Linked DNA regions of Mus musculus: regions 2 and 3 are each linked to region 1. A link is a loop called in an ENCODE intact Hi-C map of the cell type or tissue named here. Cell type or tissue: left cerebral cortex. All regions are shown on one strand. Links, peaks and the distances in the headings refer to the core of each region. The heading gives the core; the rest is flanking DNA.

Region 1 (8,404 bases), core at 326-8,325:
GCTGAGAGCATCCATCTCTGTATTTGTCAGGCTCTGGCAGAGCCTCTCAGGAGACAGCTCTATCAGACTTCTGTCAGCAAGCACTTCTTGACATCTTTCTAAAGCAAAGGCTTTTACTCTGGCAGATCACACATGACAATAAATTCTATAATTATTGTGGAAAACAGACACTCATCTAGATGCACCCTTGAGATCATGGAGCCCTCAAAATCTGCCACCAGTTTCAAGCATTTGTATAAAGAATTATGAAGTAATTTTAGGCCTTGATCATCTTATTAACACTTCATATATAAAAGCTATGGTTTTAATAATGTGTTTTGGCTCTTTTCCATTTTCCATCACTGTTTCTTCAGGTAACTACATCTGTAGTATCATCAAAATGATCATAGAGAAAGATTGGGCTAAATATGATAGAAGCTACTTTGTCAGAATCAAAAATCTACTATCCAATTTCATGAGTGATTTTTACAGGGAACAAGTTGATCGTGCTGTTGTTTCAGCTCTCCTGTCTGTTTCAGCTTTGCTCTGATATAATAATCTTCAATAATTTTTATAATTAATATTGAATATATTTTTAAAAACATACATCAACAGATGAGGAGTTAAAAAGCCATGTCTATTTTGATCAGCATGAGGGGACTGAATTGTGACACTTGCAATGACAGAGCAGGAGAGAGTGACATTAATGGTAGCCACAGAAAATCCTTGGGACATATAGAGTTTCTGTATCTGTGAATTCAGCAATGCCATCAGTGTTTTGGCTGGCAGCCTATAACCCCCTTTTAACCTGAGCCCAGCTTACTCAGCAAGCTATGGCAATCGACTGCTGAGCTGTTAATTTCTTACTCTAAAATATACCTCTAGGTGAGTGGGACATGCTCTTTTACATATGGAATGAGATTTTGCTGGGGGAACTCATTTTTCAATTATGAGTATTTCTGAAGAAATGAACAGCAATGGCAGTGGAACAGAAGAAAACTATGTGGGAACACTGGAGAGCAGAGAGGGAGGGTGAACTCAAAGAGACTGAGTTACAGTTCTTGTTTTAGCCAGTTAAAAAAATGTGGAGAAACATGCTGTAGATGGACCAAAAATATCTATCCCTTTGGATGTGGACTGCAAAGGGCTATGCTCCAGACTTTCTATCCAGGCTGATATGGCACCATGCACAACCATACCCAGTGTCTTTATTCACACATTCACCCATCGTGAGAATCAGGAACAGGGGGCTGGTGAAGAGAAGCGGAGATTATACTGACAGGGTGTGTGGGAGAGGTTGCATGAGGAGAAATGAGGAGAAAATACTGACAAAAGTGGTGAGCCACTTTCTAAAGCCAGTGACTGCACCGCCTCCCCCCCCCACCCCAGCCCCGCCCATGCTGATTAGGAAAGACCATGCTTTGTAAGTATAGGTAAGTCAAGTAGATCACACAAGAAAATGTATATTGCATTTATTAACTTGTACATTCATATTTACTGAAAACAGAGTGCCCTTACTTATTGTTGATGTAGTTTTGAATAGAATGAAAACATTGGCCTTATGAGGCATATGTGTTAGAAGAATTAAAGCAGTAACAACACCAAGAATTTTAACTGTGACATTAATTTTCTCAAGGTAGAAACTAACCCACATAAGGTTCTTACCTTTTTACTAAAGCATTCGTGGTTTTGTCATTAATTTGAACTATTCTTATATTTGTCATTTTGTTCTTCCCCTCTATTACAGTTATCAAAAAAAGTTACTGTATTTTTGATATTTATCACCTAGGGTGGTATTTCTATTTTGCCAGTTAAATAACATCACTGACTACATGATTCATCTATAAAGTTTTAATTTTGGATTTATTTGCATTAATAAGAAAATATTTTCATAATGTACAAGATTTTTAATAAGTGATTGTCAAGAAATGACCACCTTAAGTTACATCTATAGAGAAAATGCAATACTTGGCAGCATTGCAAGAAACTTTAAGGAAGACATGGACTGTGGTCAGCTTCTGAGTGTGGTATATTTTTCTAAGGTGTAAAAAGCAAACATTGATGGTGTTTATATTAAGTGTCTAATTATGGTTCATGTGGATCCAGATACATTTTGCCAGACATTGTTTTATAAAGAAACCTGAACCATGCCACTAGGAGATTGTTTGGTTTAAATTCACATATTATGATTCTTATGAAATATCTTGTATTCTGAGTAGTTGAGAAGGAAGGTCCTGAAATTGACTTAATGGACCAATTTTGTGAAATATTGGGATTTATTTCTAGCTATACACTATTATTTTTAAATATAATTCTAATTTATAATACTCTTCATCTATTACTTGGGATCTTTATATAATACTTGGGACACCATATCTTTTTTGTTGTTTCTTTGTTTGTTTGTTTTTTGTTTTTTGAGACAGGGTTTCTCTGTATAGCCCTGGCTGTCCTGGAACTCACTATGTAGACCAGGCTGGCCTGGAACTTAGAAATCCACCTGCCTCTGCCTCCCGAGTGCTGCGATTAAAGGCATGTGCCACCACGCCCGGCAGGATACCATATTTTATTACACTTGGTTGGTAATTAATTTTAAAGAATTAAAAATGATTTACTTGGAGGAAATGACATTTTTTGTTATTTGAGTTCTTAGTATATTTTTCATTAATTCAAGTTATATACTAATTCAAAATATATGTTTGGAAATATCATCATTTGTCCTTTCTCTCCAACTTGTAAACATGAGATCTTTCTTAGAGTTCAAGTCTAGAATCCAGTATTAAAGGGTAGCAGTCCCATCCTTTCTATTCTTGCCAAGCTTATAGAATGTTCTCTCCATTCCCCCCTACCTTACCTACATCTCCTGTTGTTATCCACTTAACCTGAGTCCAGTCCTGCCATGATCTTAGTCCATTCTTGCTCCAAGCTTTCAACTTTCTGTGACTTTTCATTGGATTTCTTGAGGCAGAAAATTTGTATTGCTCAACCCTATCTGAATTGTGTAGATTTCCCTCTACATCTTGACCCCTTTCTTTATGAAAGCAAGAACCTTCTTCCTCTGCTGTCACAATGAAACCCAAACAAGGGTTAAATCCTGACCCTGCTTAGAGTTGAAAACTTTTCTCACTCTGAGAGAGCCTTGAAGGTACAAGAAAAAAAATCTGATAGACCATCTCTTTCCCCAGTCATGTGCAGGGATAGATTGAAGCTAAACATGGCTCAGATCAATGGAAAGTTCAGACTACTGAAAGCTACTCTTAGACTCTGAGAAACTGGGGAACTTGCTGTTAGGTGGAAAATCTATGTATTTAAAAAGACTATTGTTGAGAAAAAATATAATGATACTCAAGCACTCTGCTGTAACCTTCAGTTAGGGTAAGGTTATGAAAGTACTTCAATTGTGATGAGTTACTTCCTGTAGCAGTGGAAATTTATGAGCAGAAACGTGGCTTAGCCTGCCTTATTTTTTTATAGAAATATAGATGTGGTGCTTAAATACTTGTATATTTGTATACAAATTGTGTCACTGTATTCTTGTTTAGTTGCCTATATTTCAGAATCTAGTTAAATATGGATATTGATTTGAAATCAAAATTTTATTTACAACATTTAAAGTGACCTACAACTCAACTGCTAAGATTTCCCAAAATGTTCTTCCACATATTGTTATAAAAATAAAAATATGTCCAAGTTGTCATGGTTCACATGTACACAGTAATGCTTAATACTGAAATCTGTGACTAGAAATAGTATCTTAAACTACTGGATGTTTAATCCTCTGTCCTTTTTCGTTTGATTTTTTTAGATAAATTTTATACCTGATATAATGAGGTTGTAATATAATTGTTCATAAAATATTTACCTTTCCAGGAAAGTACCTAACTCTTTTTAAAAAATATCATCTGAAACAGTGTTAAACTATGCATTCTTTTTCTTGAAAGAGAAAAGAAAAGAAAATACCCAATTTCCAAAGTATTGGCTGCTGCCCCTAGGAAAGGGTCTGTAGCAGCAGGGTTTCTGAGTCCTTTGCTGCAATCTAAAATACAGCAGATTGGGCCCAGATTCCCACTTAAATGTCTTGGGTTAGAAAACTCGGGAGGTGAATCTTCCGTGAGGACACAGTATCCTAAACTCTGCTGCTTCACTGGCAGGAGATGGAGCCTGGCAGCGGAACGGGAGCCTGGGAGAAAATGGGTTTGAAAAATGTCTTGAACACGGCCGGGCATATATTATGAACAAAGATTAAGTACCACATACTTGCAATCTTCTCTTTCCAAAGAATGTGATATGAAACTTCTGATCTTAAAATAAAAGAAAAAAAAGTCTGCTTTAAATTTTTGTTTTTTAAAATTTTTTTCACTCCTTAACCGATACACGTTCAAATAATGCTGCCGCTCTGCTCGCAACACAGCCTGCTCATTTTCTGAGCTGGCAAACTGTAGCCTTGGCTCAGGGCTCCCTATCTTTGACCAGCCCCCACAGAGCCCAGAATCTTGCAAAATAATCTCTGACTAACTAATTACCAAGGAAATACCATTTTGAGTTTTTGTACCAATCAGGCAACAATCTGGTAGTGACTCTTCAGGCTTTGACATATAGAAACACTTAGCTGTGATTGCCTATGATGTCATGCGGGTGAGTGCGGCTGGGTTGTGCTCATCAGCCTGTTTACTTCAGGAGCTGATAAAGAAGAAAATCACTTCACTCTGTGATGATGAGTTTCCCTGTTTGACCTTTCCCAGCACCTGCAGGGAACGGATCATGCAGTGATCACACATGCCCCTTCACATGTGTACTGTCCCCCTAACACAGGCAGACCACGGCGTGTGAACCAAGTATTTAAAGACAAATGTAGCTACTGAGAAGTGTATATTTAAACCATAACACCTGTTTATTTTTCTAGCCTAAGATATCCGTGATTTTACAGCAATGGAGTTGCTTCAGCTTTTTCCAACTGAACTTAACCTTTCTGGATTTATTCTTAACACTGAGGCAACGATCTAAATTTTAGAAAAATTAGATCCAAATAACTGATGGCATTGTTTACCTTATCCTGGGGGAAAGAACCTAACGAAAAGCAAGAAGGGCTATTTTTATTAGGAGATTTATTTTTGTAATAAATCCATCAAATAGATTTATCTTACAGAGCACATCTACTGAAAAATTTCTCTTATTAAGTGTAGAAAACCTGCACCTCATCAAATCACTTCTGCCAGTTTCCCATACATACAGTAAATGATTTCAAAATTAACTGACTAGAACTCTTTGTTAAAATTTGTCATTTATCTATTAAAATTCTGTAACTTTTGTCAGACAATGTACTTAGCTCTGTAATAAGAGTCCCTGAAGATATGTGTGTGATTTGTCAAAAGAGAGACAAAAAGTGTAGAAAACTCTAAAATGTCAGTAATCAGGAGATTTAACAGACTTCAGTAAATTTACATAGAATGAATAGAAATCTTTGATATTAATAAACTTAGCTGGGGGATGGGGGGACAAAGAATGGTAATTTGAATATAATTTCCACTGTCACTTATTCCAAAATTAAAAATTATTATGGATAAATGTGCAAAAGATTTTTAATAACGTAAATGTAACTGTTGATCACTACCTCAGAACTTAAAACTGTGACTTGTTTTCTTAAGGAGACCAGTTAAGATTATGATTCTTTTGTATTTCTGTTCACATAAGGACTAATGTAAACTTAGTTATAGAGTACACGAGTGTCAGACAAAAGTGTGTTTCCCCCTTTTAGTGGCCTCTAGCAGAACAGGGGTGGGTTATCCCATAGACAGATGAACACTTCCTGACATCAGAGGCTGATCAATAACTAGATCATGTATAATTGCAACAACCTCAACAAAACAGAGTCCTAGAGTAATATGGATATGCAGTTTACTTTTACAAAAGGCAGGTGCCATAAGATTAATCCAACTGGAGAATCTTCTGGAGAAGATAAGTTAACTACGTTGTAAAGGTCAGATTGATGGACATATTAAGCAACACTATGAACATCAATAGGCAAGATTGGGCCAATTGTGAAGGAAGGGGCCAATAGTTTGGCTTTGCTGAATCAAACAAAACAAAACAAAACAAACAGACAAACAAAAACAAACAAACAAAAAAAACATGTTGTGTTTGTTTCCTAAAATTTGCATAGTAAATGTCACCATGTATTTTCTGTAGGCTACAAGTTTAAGGTCACAGAGAAGTTTTTTGTTGTTTGCTGAGGCCTCTTTCAAAGACTTTCTGATGGCTAACTCCTCATGGTGCCCTCATGTAGGCTCTGCCTGTGCACAAACGTCCAAGTATTTCTAACTTTCCTTATGTAAGGACATTAGTCTGATTACATCCAAGCTCCCTTCGATGGAATTACTTTAACTTGATCACAGTCAGAGTTCCTAGACAGAGAGTTAACATACAAGTTGAGAGGAAAGCAGTTCAGCCGAAGCATTGTATTAGTGATCAGAGGTGAGATTCCTGGCTTTTACAGTGCAGGGTCAAGAACACTCTACCTATACATGCCAGGGAAAGGGAGACACACTCCAAATTACTATGACCTTTACATGACTGGATCTTTTTCTTCCACTACTTGGAGGAGAGTACTGTAGATATTAAAAAGAGACGGAAGCTGTCTTTACATCTTTGTAGCTTTTATTGGAAGACCGCTTCTCTCTAACTACCAAGTCTCTGATTTTCCACATCTTTCTTTTCCTGTTGTCTTCTTCTCAAGATGCTTTGCCTTTTTGTTCCTAAGCAGACTGTGAAGCTACAATAGTGCTATGGAGGGCTCTAGAAGATGGCCTTTGCATTGCACCAATATCACATGAGAAAAACACATTAGTTAATTAACAGGGTATGTTACTATTTTCCTAGAAACTGAATGTTTGATTGAGAGTATTTCAGAACAGAAAAAAGAAAAGAATAAATAGTATCTACATGACATTTTAGCATTCAAAACTTTAATAGTATCAATGCCTTTATAAGCCGTATATAGGACTCAAATTGCCCAATATGAAGGCTTGCAATTATAAGACTGATTTGTTGTTTGGAAAATCGTGAATAGGTGGATGTTAGAGATAACAACAAAAGCTGCATATAATTTACTTAATGGTCCCACATGAACTCTGTCTTATAGAAAATAGTGTCTCCATTTTGAAGATAAAGAAAATGAGACACAGAGAAGTTAATTGACTATGCAAGATATGAAATGTTAGAGCTAATAACTATAGCCGGTCTGGCTCCAGACTCTCAGAGTGTACCCAGTATTTCCTACATCTGTAAGAAGACTTCCGTTCCAGTGACCAGGATTTATGACAAACAGCCAGTGTGAATTTATAAAAAGGTCTGCCCTACCATTAACAAGGAAGAGATGCTTTGTTGTTGCTGCTGCTGTTTTGTTTTGAGAAAGGAACACATTCTTGCTGAAGGGCTGGGACCATATGGTAAGGAAATACATGTCTTGGTACTGAAGGCTTCCTGTTTGCGGCTGTTTATGAGTGCACTCCTTGGAAATTTGCCAGAGCCTCTTACGTATCATTTTATTTGTCCTAATATACTGTGAGTTCTTATAAAGCAACAAACACACAAAATATGTCTGCCCAGATATTTTAAGTACAGGATTTTAGAATTGTAACTGTCATTTTCATAATAGATTCAAATGATTTTTAAATGAAATTTCTGTCTCCCCATGCTTATGCAACTCACCAAAGCATTTTTGTATGTGTCCTTAAAAATGTTAACTGTTTGAAAATGTTCATGTTGTTGCTCCACTAGCTAAGACAGCGTATGTGCATATGTGATTGTGTGTGTGTGTGTGTGTGTGTGTGTGTGTGTTGTGTGTGTGGCACAAATATTGACCTTCTCTGCTTAGAAACACTAAAAGATGAATAAAAGTAACCATTAAGAAGAAAAACCCAACAAATCAGTTAATTAATTTTACTTTTCTTCTTGTGTTGGACTAAGTATGGAGAATAATCTAGAAACTTCATTTGCCCCTTTTGGAAGGCTTCGTTAGCATAATTCCATTCTAATTCTTAGCTTCACATCAATTAGGTCAAAAACTTGAGACAAATGTCAGACTCTAGAGAAGAGTGTCTCTTTTGGTTCTCAACATGGAAGAACATGACTGCCAACTCCAGTTCGCCATTTCTGCAGTGGTGTCAGACTCTACTCTTCCAGGAGGAGGAGTACAGGATCAAGAGCTGATATGGGGTTAATTCTTGTTACACACTGAGAGTGTCTGTGGAAAGCCCCTGAGAACCACAGCATAATGGTGCTTAATGAAACTGGTGGGATGAGGAATTACTGGACAATGGGTAATGCAAACTCAGTGGCCCCTTCGTACATACCTCCCGTATCTACAATCACACAGCTTAAAGATCCAAAACACAATTTCTGTTTTTAAATAGTGTTTCCAAATATATTT
Region 2 (8,404 bases), core at 181-8,180, 91 kb before region 1:
CACAGCTTAGGAGATACAGGGAAGAAGTTAGCAAGACTTAACATTTCAGTTTGTTAAAATTGATTTGATACATGACAGTACCAAAATCAAAATAGAGAAGAAATTCCAATCTTTATAGTGAAGAGTGTTAGAAAGAAGATAGTTAAATGCTGGAATATAGAATACAAGGTATAAGGAAATGAAACACTGATTCGTCTGTAAAACAGACTTATACTGAACCAGCTGCTTCAAATAAAAGCATTGATAAATTAACGTAGTTTCATCTTCTTTCATTGGTTGACTCCAGTGTATATTCTCTGTTGATGGGTTTGACAAACTCAAGGTCTCAGAGCTTGAAAACATTTTGTGAGTTGAATTTAATACCCTGTGATACAGGATAAAATGTCACATTCCCCAAATATAAGAGTAGAAATACCTTCTTGCTCAGGGAACAGGCTCTAAGAATCTTATTTGAAAACCTGCTGGGTCAACCCCTAAAATTTCTAATTCTTTTGTCTAATTATTTTCTTTTCCTGGTCCTAGAAAAAGCTCCAGGTTTATACTAGGCTACATTAATCACTTGCTCTACAGAACACTGTCAGATTGCTGTGTGAGAAAGTTGTCTCCTTTCTCCTATTTGCTTACATTCAGACTTCCAAGGGAAGTTTTATAGTTAATTGAAATCAAGAAGCTTCTCATGGGAAAGAAATAAATCATGAGAAAATATTTAATCTTACTGACCTGACATTACATAAGCAGTTGACCACATTTCATTTGGAGTTTTAGTTTGTAATAACTAGAGAAAAGCAGACAAGGATCTCAGATGGATTCCTTTCTGTTTCATTGCCCCTCCTCAAAGAGGCGATTTCTCACCTTGTTTTTTGAGAGAGAGGCTCCTTTACCCTGGGTTAGTCTTCACACTCTCCATCTGCCTGGTGTTCACCTATATCTCTTATCACCACTTAGCCTTGTCCACTGCTTGTCTCGTTACTCAAAACCTAAGTATGTCTCTTACGGGCAAATCCTCTTCCTTGTTTGCTCATCCCTGGGTCTCTGGTCCTGGCATGACCCTTGGTATACAGTGGACTCCCTGGTTCTAAGTTGAATGGATGGATGTGTGCAGCCCACTTACATGTATAAAGCCAGTGTACACCATTTTGGAGTGTCATGTACATTTTTACAAGACATTTGTCCTGTCTGCTATCTGCTTTCCTGTCTTCATCCCTGCCATTTGGGGAGATTATCAATTCAGAGGACTAGAGAGATGATTTAATAAATGTTGTCCTCTAGGTTAATTTAGTAAACATTTAATAAATGTTGTTTCTCCAGAGGAGAAACAAGTTCTGCTATGTGGCATATCCATGAGTAAAGCCATTTGCTTTTGTCTAAGAATTGAATTACTTAAGAAATCACGTTTATATCTTATTAAATCCCCCAAACAGAACAAATTTTGTATGCTTATAGCGTGCATTTTTAATTAGCCCATTACATACCTCCACTTTGTAACCTTGACTAATGTTTTCTCAATGTTTATATTAGTTTCTTTGCTGTTAGGCACTTACTTAGAGTTATGATTGGACTGCTGTTTGAAGCTAGTTAGTTGAGATCAGTCTCAGGTTACCCTAGCCCTTCATGAGCTGGGTAACCTTAGTCAAGCTAGTCAGACATCTCCCCATATCCATGTCCTCCACTTGCAAAATAGAGATAACATTAGTACCTAAACCACAAGCTTACACATCCCAGTACTGTCATAAGGATTAAACAATTTAAGACATACAGCACAGTTGGACCAGTGCCTGGCACAAGCTGCAGCTCAATAAAGTTAGCTGTTATTTTTGCAAGTATTTCAAATCCTTCTTGACTAAAGTAAGACAAAATAGAGTTTATAAGTACCAATCATGAGCCAGGACCTTGGCGTTCTATGCAGTGTCCAGCTGACAATGAGTAACATAGGATGAAGTGGTACCTAGGCTAGGGCCCTCAGAGGGAGACTCAGCAGATATCAGCTGAGATGCATCAGAAAAGATGGCCTCTGCTCCAAGCCTGCATAGTGATGGGTATGACTTGCAACACTCTCATAGACAATCTGATGAAGACTCAGATGTGTTCTTAAGAGTAGGGAGTACAGATGTCATAGAGGTGATCTTTGTGGGTCAAATGTTAGATCTGAGCCAGATCCCCTGCCACTGTTGAATGTAGTTTCTGCAAATTCAGACCTACTCTGTTGATATTGAGTATCTTTCTTGTTTTGTTTTGTTTTGTTTTGACAAGGCCAGAGGCCACTTTCATCCTCTCTCTCTCTCTCTCTCTCTCTCTCTCTCTCTCTCTCTCTCTCTCTCTCTCTGTCTCTGTCTCTCTGTCTCTTTCTGTCTCTCTCTTTCTATCTCTCTCTCTGTCACACACACACACACACACACACACACACACACACACTCCCACTGCTAGCAAGGCAGCTCCTGTGACTTAGTCTGCCTAGCCCTCAGCATGTTTGAGAACCTTGCCTTAAATAGATTAGTGTCTCTGTGCTGTTCCCCACAAATGCAGGAGGTGCCACTTGGCTGGAAGTCCAAGCTTCCTACTGCTACCTGCATTTTTTTGCCTCACCCCAGCCTTCTCACCCTGGGTCACCAACCCACAGCCCCCAGAAACAAATCCAGGTGTTTCTGAAACTCTCTGAGTCCTCTTTAGTAGTAATTTATTCCATATGTTTATTGCTCTCCGTGTGAAATAATTTCAACAGTTTCTTTTTTTTTTTCTTTGTCACTGCATTCAAATTAGCCCACAGTCAAATCCGATGGAGGAGTAACACTTTCAGAAAACACCAAGTCCTGTGCTGTGGAAAGCCGAGGGATATTGCAGCCTGTGAGAGAAGGAGAAAAGAACAAGCAGTTGGGGCTTGACATTAGCTTATGAGGGAGAGACTTCTGGAATACCTCACAGGGCTTGGGAGAACAGCTTTACTGGAGTTCTGACTACAGTTTGCATTTCCCCTGGGTGTCAATTTTATGAAACAAAGTGATGGGATGATTTCTATCACTTGAGAAGCTGTGTTGTTGGTTTTTTTTTTTTTTTTTTATAAATGATGCATTGGCAACAGCAAAAATTGTTATGGTAGGAATCAAATTGGTGCTTCCTTACTGGAAATGGAAGGAACGGAACATGGTGCTTGTCAGTTTATTTCTGAGCTCTGCTTTTCAAACTTTAATTTGAGAGGATGTGGGGAGGTGCAATGGAAATCCCAATCCCTGTTAGGAGAGCACTGTATTTTATATTTTTGTTTCATCATCTCTACGATCAGAAGGAAATTATCCTTTATACTTTAGAAGAGAAAGCACTGTCAGTTCTAAATCTATTTTGGGGGGAGGGGAAGAAAGGGAATGATTTATGGATTAAATCAATGGATTCTGTGTAAAAAAAAAAATCTATTTCTACATCAGGGCATTGGCCTACCTTGTGACAACATGAAGAATCATCAATAATTAGCATTTTTAAGTGATCAAAATGTGCTTTTAGAATCAACTTCTGTTCATAGCATCTTCTCATCATGGAACTGGAGTTTAATAACAAATATCTCATTTTTGCCCGTTTCTCAGAGCATTCTTGCTAAAGTAACCATCATCTCCATTTTCATGTGTGGCTTTCCCCTTTGGGTGAACAGGTGAGGGCAAAGTTCTTTCTTTTCTTTTTTTCCCCCAAGACAGGGTTTCTCTGTGTAGCCCTGACTGTCCTGGAACTCACTTTGTAGACCAGGCTGGCCCCGGACTCAGAAATTTGCCTGCCTCTGCCTCCCAAGTGCTGGGATTAAAGGCGTGTACCACCACCACCCAGCAAGGGCAAAGTTCTTATACAGCAGAGTTAGTGGTAACCACTGGTTTTATTCTGCTGTTGAAACACATTTTAAATGCAACTATTATTTGAAGTCACTATGGCAATAATTAGGACTGACTTCATGTGCATTCAAAGGAAGACATGACGCATAGCACTGTGTGCAAATTATCTCTTTAGATGATTTCAGTAGCTCTGGGATGCAAGCTGATTATTTTCTCCATTTTACAGATAGTAAAATAAAGGCACTATGACAAGAGTGGCCTTCAAACCAAGTCCATTTGCATAGAGAGCTTACACTCTCATTGTTAAAGTTGTGTGCAAAGTATACGATAATAACATTATTTCACAGATGATCCCTATTTATAATTGAATCTGGCTCATAACTCCCTTAAAATGTTCCTTTTCGGCTGAAGTTGTCTATACTTGGTGTCCATCCAACTGAGCGGTGGCAGGAGGCAAAGGAAATACAGCGAGTTCTGGTTGAGGCAGGAACAGATTTTAAGATTCTGTTTAGATTTTGAGACAGTCTGGAGCCTGGACCAGGATCCAAAGCCTGCTGAAAGAGAGTTGCCTTTTCATAACAGCATGGAGTAAGAATTTCCATAGAAACTTAACTCAAGCACAAAAGTTGACCTGGCTTTAAATAAATAAATACATAATCAGAAACAAGAATGGTTCCTATTTGCTCTCTGTTGGTATTTGGTCACAGACTCAACTGTATCGGGTTTCAAGGTATATTCCTTCCCAGGCCGTGACTTAGAACTAGCCAGGTGTGTAGATCAGGTTCCTACTTTCTTACTACGGGGCCTTTTCTCTGCTTTTAGGTGACTGGTTAGCTTTTGCATTGTACACTGCACTCTGGGGTCTTACTATGATAACCCATGATGACTCTCAAAATGGGAGAGCATCCATATTGTTTTCTTCCTTGTATACTTTACCTGTGGTACACAGACCTAAACTTTTCTTAGTTTTGCTGGTCATGGCTTCTTGCCCACATTTGGCCTTTATGGTCTAGACTACTCAGCAAAGAGTGGCAGGGAAGGCTTTCATCATGAGATGAAATAGGAAAACAAAACTCTTAGATTCTTGGACATGGGCTGACTGTTTTTCCTCCCAGGAGTCTTTTGTATTCTTGTGTCAAATTTTAAGTATACTCCCAAAAGTTACTTTGTACTCTGCTCATATTCTAATATCAATAGCTACCATTTTGTTGAGTTGGATTCTGGCTTCTTATTGTTCATGACTTATTGTTAGGTATCATTACACTTACCTACTATCAATTTCTCATTGTTTCTGAGACAGACTTACTCATGCTACACTTTGAATACTCAAGAGAAGGAAAGTGCTCATTGTTTACTGTCCAGGAACTATAAGTAACCAGAACACTATTCTTAAACTTATTTATATTTCCTTGACTGTATCTCACAGTAAATAAATAAATAAATAAATAAATAAATAAATAAATAGAAAAGAACTATTTTCTTATGCTTGAAAATAAAAACTTAGTTCGAGGCCAGCCTGGTCTACAGAGTGAGTTCCAGGACAGCCAGGAAGACACACAGAGAAACCCTGTCTCAAAAAACCAAAACCAAACAAACAAAATTAATTACATTTATAACATAAACATAGTCATTTCACTCATTTATTTGAAACCAAGATTATAATTGAGCAGTTGATACTTTGTTGAGTATTTATTGATATCTACTAACTACCAGATTTTAAATAAGCATTGAAGAGCATTCACCTTAGTAGGAGAGCCCTGGGATGCTACAGAAGCAGGAAGTAAGGGCTTGGAGCTGATAGAGCCAGGTAACCAAAGGGAGAGTAGGTTGATGGTAGGGCAGAGAGGGCACATGGTCTCTGGGCATGGTTAGTGATACAAAGATTTTGGAGGGATACTAGAAAGTTTGAGTGATGAATGTGATCTGCTGTTTCTGTGGAGAACAGACACATAAGGTCAAGGACAGAAGCAAGGAGAAGTGTAAAGGGAAGAAAGATAGTGCCTGCGACTGAGGATGGCACCTTCAGAGAAAAGAAAAGTGAAGGATTTTATACAGAGCTTGGAAACTTCATTCTTAGACTGCAGGACTTTGTGTAATATACATATAAATATTATATAGTCTCAGCATATGGTATCACCAAGGATTATGAGCTTTGGTCTGGAGCTTGTAATTGAGAACATAATTGACAAGAAAGATGTTTCCTCCTAAACATAATTACTGAAAATCTAAAATGAACTCCTCAAAGCTTTAGCACTTGGGTAAAAATATCCACATATATTTACATATGCATAGGAGCTTAAGTACTTATCTCAAGAAGTATAAATAATCTAATAAGCAAGGCAGTCTATGAATTATTATTCTTCAAGATTTGAGACTATTCTAATATTAAATTATCCATTTTTTAAAATTGGAACAGAAAATACAGCCCTAAATCAGAGCTCTGACAGTAGTTTTCTATGGCGATCCATATTACCTCATCTTGGAAGAAACACACAGCTCATTTCAGAGGGTATAAGAACGAGGCAGGGTAGTTCTAATGTGAAGTGGGCCAAGGAATTTCTAAAAAGAGCCAACCAGAAGGAAAAAAAAAAAACAAAAAAACAAAAAACCTCAAATTGGGATCCTTCCAGGCATAGGAGCATATGAAGAAGTGCCTAGGCGTGCTGTTACATGGGTAGAAAGTGGACCTAAGAAAACCTACTGTGTGTCGGCTCACTATGTCATGATTTACAAAGAACATGCAACAGGCTAATAGATTGAGTATACTTTATTTCAAAAATTCTTTGGCTAGAGAGGCCTGAAGTAACCAGGCAGAAATTGAATGTTTGACAAATGTGTGGTAGTTTGACTATTAAAATCTCTGGTCACGGATAATAATGCAATGCTCCTTGGCGGGCAAAATGAAAAGCTATCAGAATAATATTTGCTTTCATCTGCTCTGATATAATGCTGAGAGTACCCGCTTATTTGTGGTTTCTTCCTGGGGTGCGTTCTGAATCCCATAAATTTCAGTTCCAGGGAGAGCAGTGCTGAGGTGGAGGAAAAAAGCCCAAATTTCTCTTCTCTGATTTAAAAACTGTCTCCCACAGTGAGCTTCTCTGTTTGTCAAAAACTCTAATTGGTGTTTTCTCAACTTGCTGCTTGGCTGGTTTCTTTCTATTGATTTCATTTGGGGTTTGTAAAGCTGTATTTGGAACCCTTTCCAGAGTTTGTTTGGAAGCTCATTTTTAATTTTAATGAAAATGCATTTTTAAAAATGTATATTATACCACCCTGCGGATTTTGCTCAAATAAACCTGCTACTATTTTCAATGACTTCCAGCCATTTTAGTGCCCCTCAGTCTCACTCACTAAAGGGACCCCTGTGCTACTCCTGGCAAAGTAACAAGATTAAGTAGAAAAATGAATGTTCTTCACTGTTTTTTCAAGACTCTTAGCCAACAAAGGAAAAAAGATTCATTCAGGATCCAGAAAACAGGTTTTCCCACCTCAGTTCTGAGCAGCTTCCGTTTCCCATTGGATGTATCGTTATTCTGAAGACCCCAAGACTAAGGCTATCTGCCAAGAAAGAAAATTTAAAACCAGTAATAAATTTAGATTTGGAATTAAATCCTTTGTACCCACAAATTTCAATAAAATTGATGCTTAAAAATATTTTTAAAACCTTTTATCTCTATCTGTTATTAATCTTCATGTTAAAGTCACTGCTATAGATTCTAATGTTACCCCTGAGTAGGCAGTAAAACTAAAATTCCACTTGATCCAGTCTCCTTGGATGTGTCTCATTTCTGCCATATTTTTTTCATACCTTCAAGCTACCCTGTCATAGTCATTTCTATTATGTCAAATGTCCTGCTGTTCCCACAAACCAGTCTTAGATCTTCCAGCTTTTTCCTTTACTAAGTAGCCCAACATTATTTGCAATAGCTCTGATATTTAGCCTTGACTGGTGCACATACCTCCTTTATATTTGATCCTTCACAGGCTTTTACATGCATTGCTCAACAGCCTTTTCTTTTTTTTTCTTTTTTAATATTTTTATTAGGTATTTTCCTCATTTAATTTCCAATGCTATCCCAAAAGTCCCCCATACCCTCCCCTACCCACCCATTCCCACTTTTTGGCCCTGGCGTTCCCTTATACTGAGGCATATAAAGTTTGCACAGCCAATGGGCCTCTCTTTCCACTGATGGCCGACTAGGCCATCTACTGATTCATATGCAGCTAGAGACATGAGCTCCGGGGGAAGGGGGTACTGGTTAGTTCATATTGTTGTTCCACCTATAGGGTTGCAGACCCCTTTAGCTCCTTGGGTACTTTCTCTAGCTCCTCCATTGGGGGCCCTGTGATCCATCCAATACCTGACTGTGAGTATCCACTTCTGTGTTTGCTAGGCCCCGGCATAGTCTCACAAGAGACAGCTATATCAGGGTCCTTTCGATAAAATCTTGCTAGTGTATGCAATGGTGTCAGCGTTTGGAGGATGATTATGGGAATGGATCCCAACAGCCTTTTCTTACCTACTCTTTCCTTCATCTTCCATTACTACCCATTAAAAACACAAACTGGCAGCACATGCTCCTTGTCGTTAGAAA
Region 3 (8,404 bases), core at 353-8,352, 260 kb after region 1:
CCCAAAGGAGATGAATCCTATCTGGGAATGCACTGGTGTGCTCTGCATGGAACGTGGAAAATAGCATATGTCACTACTGTACAGCACACAACAGACAATTATGATTCAACTGTCCAAATTATAATCAGTTTGACAAATGTCCACAAACGTCTTCATTCTATTTTATATTTTCCCTAAGACAAGGCAATCACACAACCAGACAATTCCATCAGGGAAGCTTGTTAGCTGCTTAGTCTGTTAAACCCTGGTTGCCATAGCATCTAGAGTTGAAAAAGCTGCAGATTGGCATGAAAAAGCATGTCGACAATTGCCCTGTCACAGCATGCAAGCCAGGTCTGCTCAAAGGCAGCACACTACAAGTTTTCTTTCCCAGTTTGCACTACCCCATGCTGTTTAATAATATCCATTTACTGGTATTGGGATTGATCTAGCGCAGTGTAAAATTCACATCTAGTGAGACTTTGCTTTTCACATGGAGTGAATTCTTTAACAAATGAGAATATGGCAATTAATTTAGAAATGTAATACTGTATGCCCTATAAGAAGTATATTTAGATTTAATAAAGAAACTGTCCAAAAAATTTAATGCACTGTTTTAAAGAGCACAATAGTTTTACTTGGCATCTTTTCAGTTGACTTTCTAGTCATTTCTAAAGCCTTGTTAGTCATACTTCAGTGATGACAGACAGCATTCAAATTACAGTAGTATATTTTAAACCATGTTTTAATCATACCATAGTCATTTCTTCTTCATATGCATGCTATAATTTAATTAAGGACATATATTTCTAAAATAACTATAATTTAATTAAAGATTAATATCATGAGCTCTGAAATTATAGTCTAGAGAGCAATGTGCATCAATTTTTTCCAGAGGGATCATATACTTAATGGTGATAAATTACCATGTATTAATAAGAAAACTTAGGTTTCTACCAATGGGAACTCAAACCCCTGCCAACTATCAGATTCATGTAGTCTATAGATTTTGAATAAAGTAATGTGTGTTTACAAACAACAGTTGTTAACTTACTGGAACTGTAAAAATCTTAAAAATATCTACTGAAATTTTGAATCTTGGTTAATTATTTCAATTAAGACATTTATAGTTATAATATTCAGACTTTGCCCATTACCTCTTGTCCTAATATTTCTTCAATTTAAGTTTTTGATTTCCACAAAGAACAGAATAATCTAAAAATATGCAACCCACTAAACCAATATGAGTTTCAAACAAAAGAATTTTTAGGTATTATCTACAATGCATTCTTTTTCTTTGATGCTCATTGCTTTGTTATTGTGGTATAACAAAGGCATTTTCTACTCTGTATTGAATGAGCTCTTCATTTTGAACTTTTCACATAAAAAATGTTGATCTGCAACACGAGAAAGTGATGAGCTGACAAGGAAATGCTGAACTGATGGTTGCTCTTCACATTCTGAAGCTACTGAACACCTTTTGCACTTTCTTCTTCTAAACAAGTTTGTCTATTGATATTTTCAATAGAATAATCAAAGCAAGAGGCCTTCAGTTTTATACATGCATGTACGTTTGCACATACTCGTGCACACATGCACACAAAACACACAAACACAACACAATACACACAATACATATACAACACACCAACACATACCCAACATACACAACAAATAGACACACACACAACACATACACAACACATACACAACACACACATGACACTCGACACATGCACACAAGTGAAAAGAGTGATACAGAGTAGACCTCTTCAATCAGTAATGTTAAGTCCCTAATTTTCTAGGAATCCTCAAAATAAATCTCAAAATCTTGACATAAAACTTGGTTCACATATGGTGTCCATGAATGTGTTTTCTTATACCACATCTTCCAGGTTTTTTTTTTTTTTAAGGAGGAAAGCTGTTTACTTGTTAAAGGTCTTTTTATAAGCTTTGATGACTCAAAAACACCTTCATTTTAACACATGGAATTTGGCAACGAGCATAACCATGCTACCATTTGAAAGACTTTGATATTTTGAAAAGAAGAAGATTAAAAACATCAACGATTGAGAATAAGTTGGCTCCGATGTCTAGAACAAAAATTTCCCAAGTATGAATTTTAATGTGAAGACTTACTAGTGAAACGTATCTGCCAGAATAACATAACCTATCAAAGCCCTAGTTATTGCAAATAAATAACAGCCAGTAGTGCCACAGACTTTACCCTGGTGTCACAAGATAAAATATGGGACCAAATTGTGGCAAAGAAGAGATGGCAGGTTGCTACATAAATGTTCATATAAAATGAAAAAGAGTGGAGATATCATATCTTCTCATTACATTTTTCATTTTACATTTTACATTTATATTACATAATTATATTTAACATTGGGTTTTTTTGTTATTTTTTCCAATTTCTTTCATTTACACTCAGTTTGCCACAGAGCAGTTCACACTGGTTTAAAACAGGGCACTACCTCTGATCTTGACTTAGGACACACATACTTTTCTACATAACCTAAAGCCTGGCCTCACAGAAACCTAAACAGATTTCCACAACTCAGAGTTCCTTACCTACAACCACAACAGCACACAGCTCTTTGTAATCCCAAGGTTATCTCTTGACAATGATTTGAAAACATATGCTATCTTTGTATCCAGCCTGCGTTCATATTGTGCATTCCCAATATATTTTAATTAATTATGTATGAACTGCATTTTCTTTTTACACCTGGCTGATTCTCTGTTTATTCTTGTATTTTAATATAAGAAAATAGTCATGCATTTCAGTTCTTTAGAACATGTTCATTAGATACAATGACTAATACAGATATGCTCTATAAACAATCTCATTTTGGCCAGAGACAAATTTTTAATTGATATTCTACAAAGAAAATGTCAATAATCTTAAAATTCCATAAAAAGAGAAAAGGGAAAAACAGTCTGACTTGTGATCAGAGGGAGTATTTTGCCATGACATGATTCTTTTCATGGTAAAAATATCACAGTTAAAGATACACCACACCACAATGTTTTATTTCTTCAAACATCCAAGTGACTTTAATTTCCCCAGTGAAGCACTGGCTTAAAAGGAATGTAAGTTTCGTCCAAACACTCGCGTTCTTGGGTGAGGCAGTTCTTGCTTCTCTGGGTGATTTTGCCTTGTTCTGAAATTGTCTTCACCTGACGCAGAGCGCATTAACTGCTAGATAGGCATCACACTGTCTGTCTCCATGCTGTAGCATACAGCCGTGAATTTGCTACGATCTGTTTAATCAGCAGTGCATTGATTTTCCCGCAGCTTTCCTTCATTTTAGCCCCATAGCAGGCTTCTGTAATTTCCTTTGGACAAAGTGTAACCAAACTGTGCTAAGTGATGTTGATTTGCAGGCAAAAGTAAAGGGGTAAATATAAATTAACAAGCTATAAACATTTTACAAGTGGGGAGTCAATAAAAACAGTGTCTGCAGTTTCTTAAAAAAAAAATGATTTGAAGCAGATTGTTAACAAAGGTGTCCAAAGAAACTGACATGAGTCTGAGAATAATTTTTGCGCTTTGTGATTAAGAATTGATCAGTCTAAAAGCCTCAGATGCTACTGAATCACCCATAAGCTGCTGGCCTGAAAAGGCTCAGCGGGGGCTGGTATTTGTTTGTTAAACTCCCATGATTCCAAGTAGATAATTGGTCTGTGAAGTTCATGGCAGAATCTGAATTTGCTTTCTTGCTTCCCAGCTGGCTGAGCACTGGTTTATAGACTTGTGTGTACAAATTTAGCCAGCAGCAAACCTCACATCTTTAATATAAAAGGTGTTTTGTTGTGTTTTTCAGGTGCTGAGTGAAAAGCCCACACTGCAGAAGCTCATTAAAAGGGCCAAGTTACAGTACAGGTTTATTTCTGTCACAGCGTTTCTGAAAACAGTGACAAGGATTAATATGTTTCTTTAGTACTGGAAAAAGCCTGACGCAATCCCTTGTGAATTTGATCATCTGTTTCATTGCCTGTAGAAGATTCAGCTTCCTATTATATCTGAAAGTTACAGCTGTAAACTACTACTGGTAAGGATTCATAAGCTACTGCAGAACCCTGGGGCAGAGCTAATTGTTTTATTAAACATTTGCTAATTTACTTATTATTTATTTCATATCTCACCCTTATAGTCATTTACTACTCTTCCTCAAAGTCAAGAGTGTCTTAGTTCCTTGGTTGCACAGAGCAAATAGAGACACAGTGGTTTAAATTTCAGTGAGTTTCAGTAAAAGTTCTATGGACCAGTGTGTTGGAGAAATATCCAGTTTACATATTTTATTTAAGAAAAGGTAACATTTTACGGACATCAAAATGTAATTTTCTTATTAAAAATATTAATGACATGAATATATACTTTCTGTTCTGACGAGTTGTGTAACACTGGACATATTAATTTAATTGGTGGATGCTATATGTCTAACAAGACTTGCCATGTGACATATGCAAACTTTAGAAAAGTGTAAAATATACCACAAAATGTTTGTTTTACAACAAATTAAATCTATTTGATATTTTTTAAAACTAAAAGTTTTAGTAATGTGCAATTATCTATAATAAAACAAATATGCTTAGGAACTGAGAACTTTTTAGCCTCCTCCTCCATCTCTTATGCTCATTGAGGAATGTCTATTCCTTCCCCTTTTCTTCTATTTTGAAGACAAATGCAGAATTCTAATATTCAACACAAAAACGCATATTTAACATAGTTTCAAATGCTATAAATTCAGAACATGCAAATGTAAAGGTTTAAATGTACAGCCCCCTGTGTCAAAATCCCTCCTCACACTTTCACCCACACTTTATTAGTAGTGTCACTGATGTCAAATTGAGTGGAATGAAGAAGCTTACAGAAGTTGTGTTTCTAGTTTCCTATATCCACAGACATTTATCCCATATTTGATTCTAAATAGAGAATAGAGCTACCTTGTTGTCCTCAAAAACTAAAAATGAAATCAAAACAGCAGTGAAAGACCAGCCAAGAAAAACACACTCTATCCCTCGTGTGCTACCTCTTTCTGTTTCTACCAACAAAATCTTTTGCTTTGTGTTTTCCATCAACAGTGTCCATAATAGCAATAACAAAATAATTGTTAATATGATCATGTATTTCAACATGTCCGACTGACATCATGTGGTACTGTGTGTCAGGCACAGCTACACAAGGAGACCATGCATCATGTTACAATGGCAGCCACTGCTTTGTACTGAAGGGCCACATAATCTGCAAGCAAATTTGTTCTCAGAGTAGAATGTGTCTCCAGCGTTAATAATTAGAATGAACACACCACGGATGGTTCAGTGGATACAGCTGCATCATTCCCTGATGAGTTTCATCCCTTGAGTTGTGCTATTATATTTCACGTCCATACCTAATGGCAGCATAGTTATTTCTATCTATAGTATTTCTTTCAATGTTTTTGTAAGATTTCCCTTACGACCATGACTCAGTGAAAAACATTTTGGCCACATGGTAGGCAGTATTTCCTTCAGTTGTGAACACTGATGGTTGCATCATTATTGCATATAACATGTTTCTTATGACCTAAAGCCTATAATAATGACTTCCATGCATAGCGCTATGGATAATTTGTACATAGATATCATTTTAAATGAATTCAAAACATATGATTTGATGTTGTATCTTTAAATTTAATTCTTTGAGTACACAAACATACATTCTTAAAAGACTTGTTCTTTTTACTGAATTGTGTAGGTGTTTTGCCTATGTGTATACATGTGTACAATGTGCATGCCTGATACCTACAAAGGTCATAGAAAGGTAATGGATCTCCTGGAACTGGAATTACAGATGATTAGCCTCCATGTGGGTACTTGGAACCTAATCGTGTTTCTTGCAAGAACACCAAGTGCTCTTAACCACTGAGCCATCTCTCTATGAACCCTTTTGCACATTTTTATTTTCAAAGAGACACATATATCTTGGTTAACATTTTTAAGTTGTTATGTGTATCACATTAAATAAAAAATAGTGTTATTTTATGAGTGAACAAACAATTCACAACAAGAATATTAATTTAACAACAATTAAAAGTCAGTATTCTTTGGTATCAATAGTTCACACTGAAAGTTTTTAATTCCAGGACTTCTAAATACTTATGTGATTATCAAAGTTTTATTGGCTAGGTTGTTGACTCTTGTTCACGGGATAAGTCTCTTGTATGACTTTCAATCAACCTTTGACCACTCAGCACACGTTGACAACTCAGTATGTGCTCATTAAATTGAATTATTTAGTCATTCAATATATATGTTGTCTATCAATGTTGCCTTTACAGGTTTTTATCAATTCTTTACCTATATAGTAAAGGTGTTCCTCTTCAGGTAAGTGTTAATTATAATTGCAAATTATCACTGATTTTATTTATTGCATTTTCTAAAGGGAAATAATATCAATAGGAATTAAAAGCCAGAAAGTACTGTCTCCATATCATTTTAAAATGCTACGATACTTTTGTAAAAGGAGCTTAATATTAAAAGAATGGGAAAAATGTTGGAAATTCTAAGCATGACCCTCTTTTGTTGTCTTGGTAAGTCGATAAAATATAGATCCCTATGAAATATTAATAAACATGAGCATAAATACAAGAAGAATGCTATAAGGAATGATTGCTATAGATTTATGAGAACATTAATCAGCCACATCGTTCATTAGAAATTGCATATAAAAATATAATGTTTAAATTTTGCAGCTGCTTGATTTGAGTAGGTAAACATAGAGACCTTATATTTGCCATAGAAATTTATACCAAGAGAAGATGGAGATACATATGACTTATTCAAACACACCTTGACACTACTCTAGAGGTTAGCCAGTTAAAAAGAGCTAAATGTTTCAACTTGCAAAGAGAATCTTAGTTGACAAAAGAACAAATATTTTTCACATTCAGACTAGATGAACACACACAAAATCTTCCCTTGTTTACTTTGTACTAGTCACAGGTTTGGATTTTTGGTCATTTCCTTGTCAGTGTCTGCTCTCAGATATTAAATACTAAAAGAATGGGCATTAAATGATTCATAGCTGTATAAAAAGAATGAAGCAAATTCCTAAGATAACAAAATTTATGCTAGAGGTGTCAACCAGACACTTTAAAAAGTGCTGTTTCTTTAGAATAATTAATGAGTGAAATCTTTGTTAACTTCTCTGCCATTAAATGGTGGTTCCAAATTTATGTTGATTAATAAGACAGTGTCCTGGGAAACAAATCCAGGACTAAGTTTCATCCATGTAACCTTTACCTTTTCCTTAAGTGGAAATGATGCTTTGTTCCCTCAATTTCCTTTATTCTGAATCATACTGCACCTTTTCTCCCAAAGACATTCAATCCAGTGAGTCAGATACATGCTGTAATGTACTGAAGATACGTGCTGTAATGTACTGAAGATACATGCTGTAATGTACTGAAGATACATGCTGTAATGTACTGAAGAGGAGCTGCCCTGAGTTCAAACAACCTCTGAAAGTTAAAAATAAGTTAATGATTGATTGTCTATGAATAAAGAATGTTGCCGATCACAGTGTTTTGTGAAGACACTGAATAAAGTGAATGATCTGTGCTTTTTCATCTCATTCTCAAGCTTCTCCCGCTTTTTAAAAAGTTCCTTTATTCCTGAATACTAAACACATGACTCTATTCAGGCTGGGTTTTTTTTTTTAACATTTATACAAAGGATATGCATCCAATTAGCAAAGGTGTCATTAGTGCAGGTGATGTATCCAGGGAAATTTGATAATTACAATAACAAGAGAAGAATAAATATTTACATGTGGTATGTTTATGTGTATCTCATGGTCAAGCATAATGCCACAGATAAGGTACTTAAATTGAAACTACCTCTTTGTTCACCAATCACAGATTGTCTTTTTTGAAGACTTACTTGGAAATTGAAAAATATGATTATCTGACTAGTTGATTTTTTGTTGTTGTTGTTTGTTTTTCAAGACAGGGTTTCTCTGAATAGCCCTGGCTGTCCTGGAACTCACTTTGTAGACCAGGCTGGCCTCGAACTCAGAAATCCGCCTGCCTCTGCATCCAGAGTGCTGAGATTAAAGGCGTGCGCCACCACGCCCGGCTTGACTAGTTGATTTTTAGAGGGCGCTCTTTCTGAAGGGAGAAAATTATGAAAGGACAGATGTACTAGTGTCTACCCAATTTGGTCAACAATATTAATTAGGCTTATAAATTATAATAGAATACTGAGTTATTCTATGATTATAGATATTATATACAAATAGTATAATAATTGGTATAGAGATTTTAGGATTTCTGTTTCCAAAGCATCATACTTTATTGGAGATCTGGGCCATATATCAAGAACACATAGAGGAATACATTCATTAACCAGATTTGGAAACATACAAAACAAAAAA

What was found. Peaks named below come from ENCODE experiments on the same cell type or tissue, not always from the same donor. Only the 100,000 strongest peaks of a DNase experiment are listed, where the experiment ranks them.
Region 2: a loop joins it to region 1, with 2.5 times the contacts of the local background. A loop is called at or near these places in 2 of 42 quality-filtered maps.
Region 3: it touches region 1 in a loop (2.3-fold over the local background); 3 of 42 quality-filtered maps call a loop at or near these places.

Annotation. Positions count from the first base shown.
Region 1 is chr12:49,736,263-49,744,666 of GRCm38, reverse strand. No RefSeq gene overlaps it. Among named protein-coding and RNA genes, the nearest start is that of Gm25015, 160 kb to the right of the region's middle. In left cerebral cortex, for the core only: no CTCF peak of the experiment used is centred there; DNase peaks (open chromatin) are centred at 1,138, 3,173, 4,158 and 4,488; H3K4me3 peaks cover 932 bases; H3K27ac peaks cover 1,948 bases.
Region 2 is chr12:49,826,753-49,835,156 of GRCm38, reverse strand. No RefSeq gene overlaps it. Among named protein-coding and RNA genes, the nearest start is that of Gm25015, 250 kb to the right of the region's middle. In left cerebral cortex, for the core only: no CTCF peak of the experiment used is centred there; DNase peaks (open chromatin) are centred at 4,279, 4,600, 6,930, 7,155 and 3 more places; H3K27ac peaks cover 639 bases.
Region 3 is chr12:49,476,166-49,484,569 of GRCm38, reverse strand. It overlaps 1810007C17Rik (RIKEN cDNA 1810007C17 gene), which reads left to right and starts at 3,708. Exons shown (of 3, transcript NR_045472.1): 1 at 3,708-4,040; 2 at 6,413-6,560; 3 at 7,351-7,577. In left cerebral cortex, for the core only: no CTCF peak of the experiment used is centred there; DNase peaks (open chromatin) are centred at 1,990, 3,219 and 3,742; H3K4me3 peaks cover 350 bases; H3K27ac peaks cover 1,638 bases.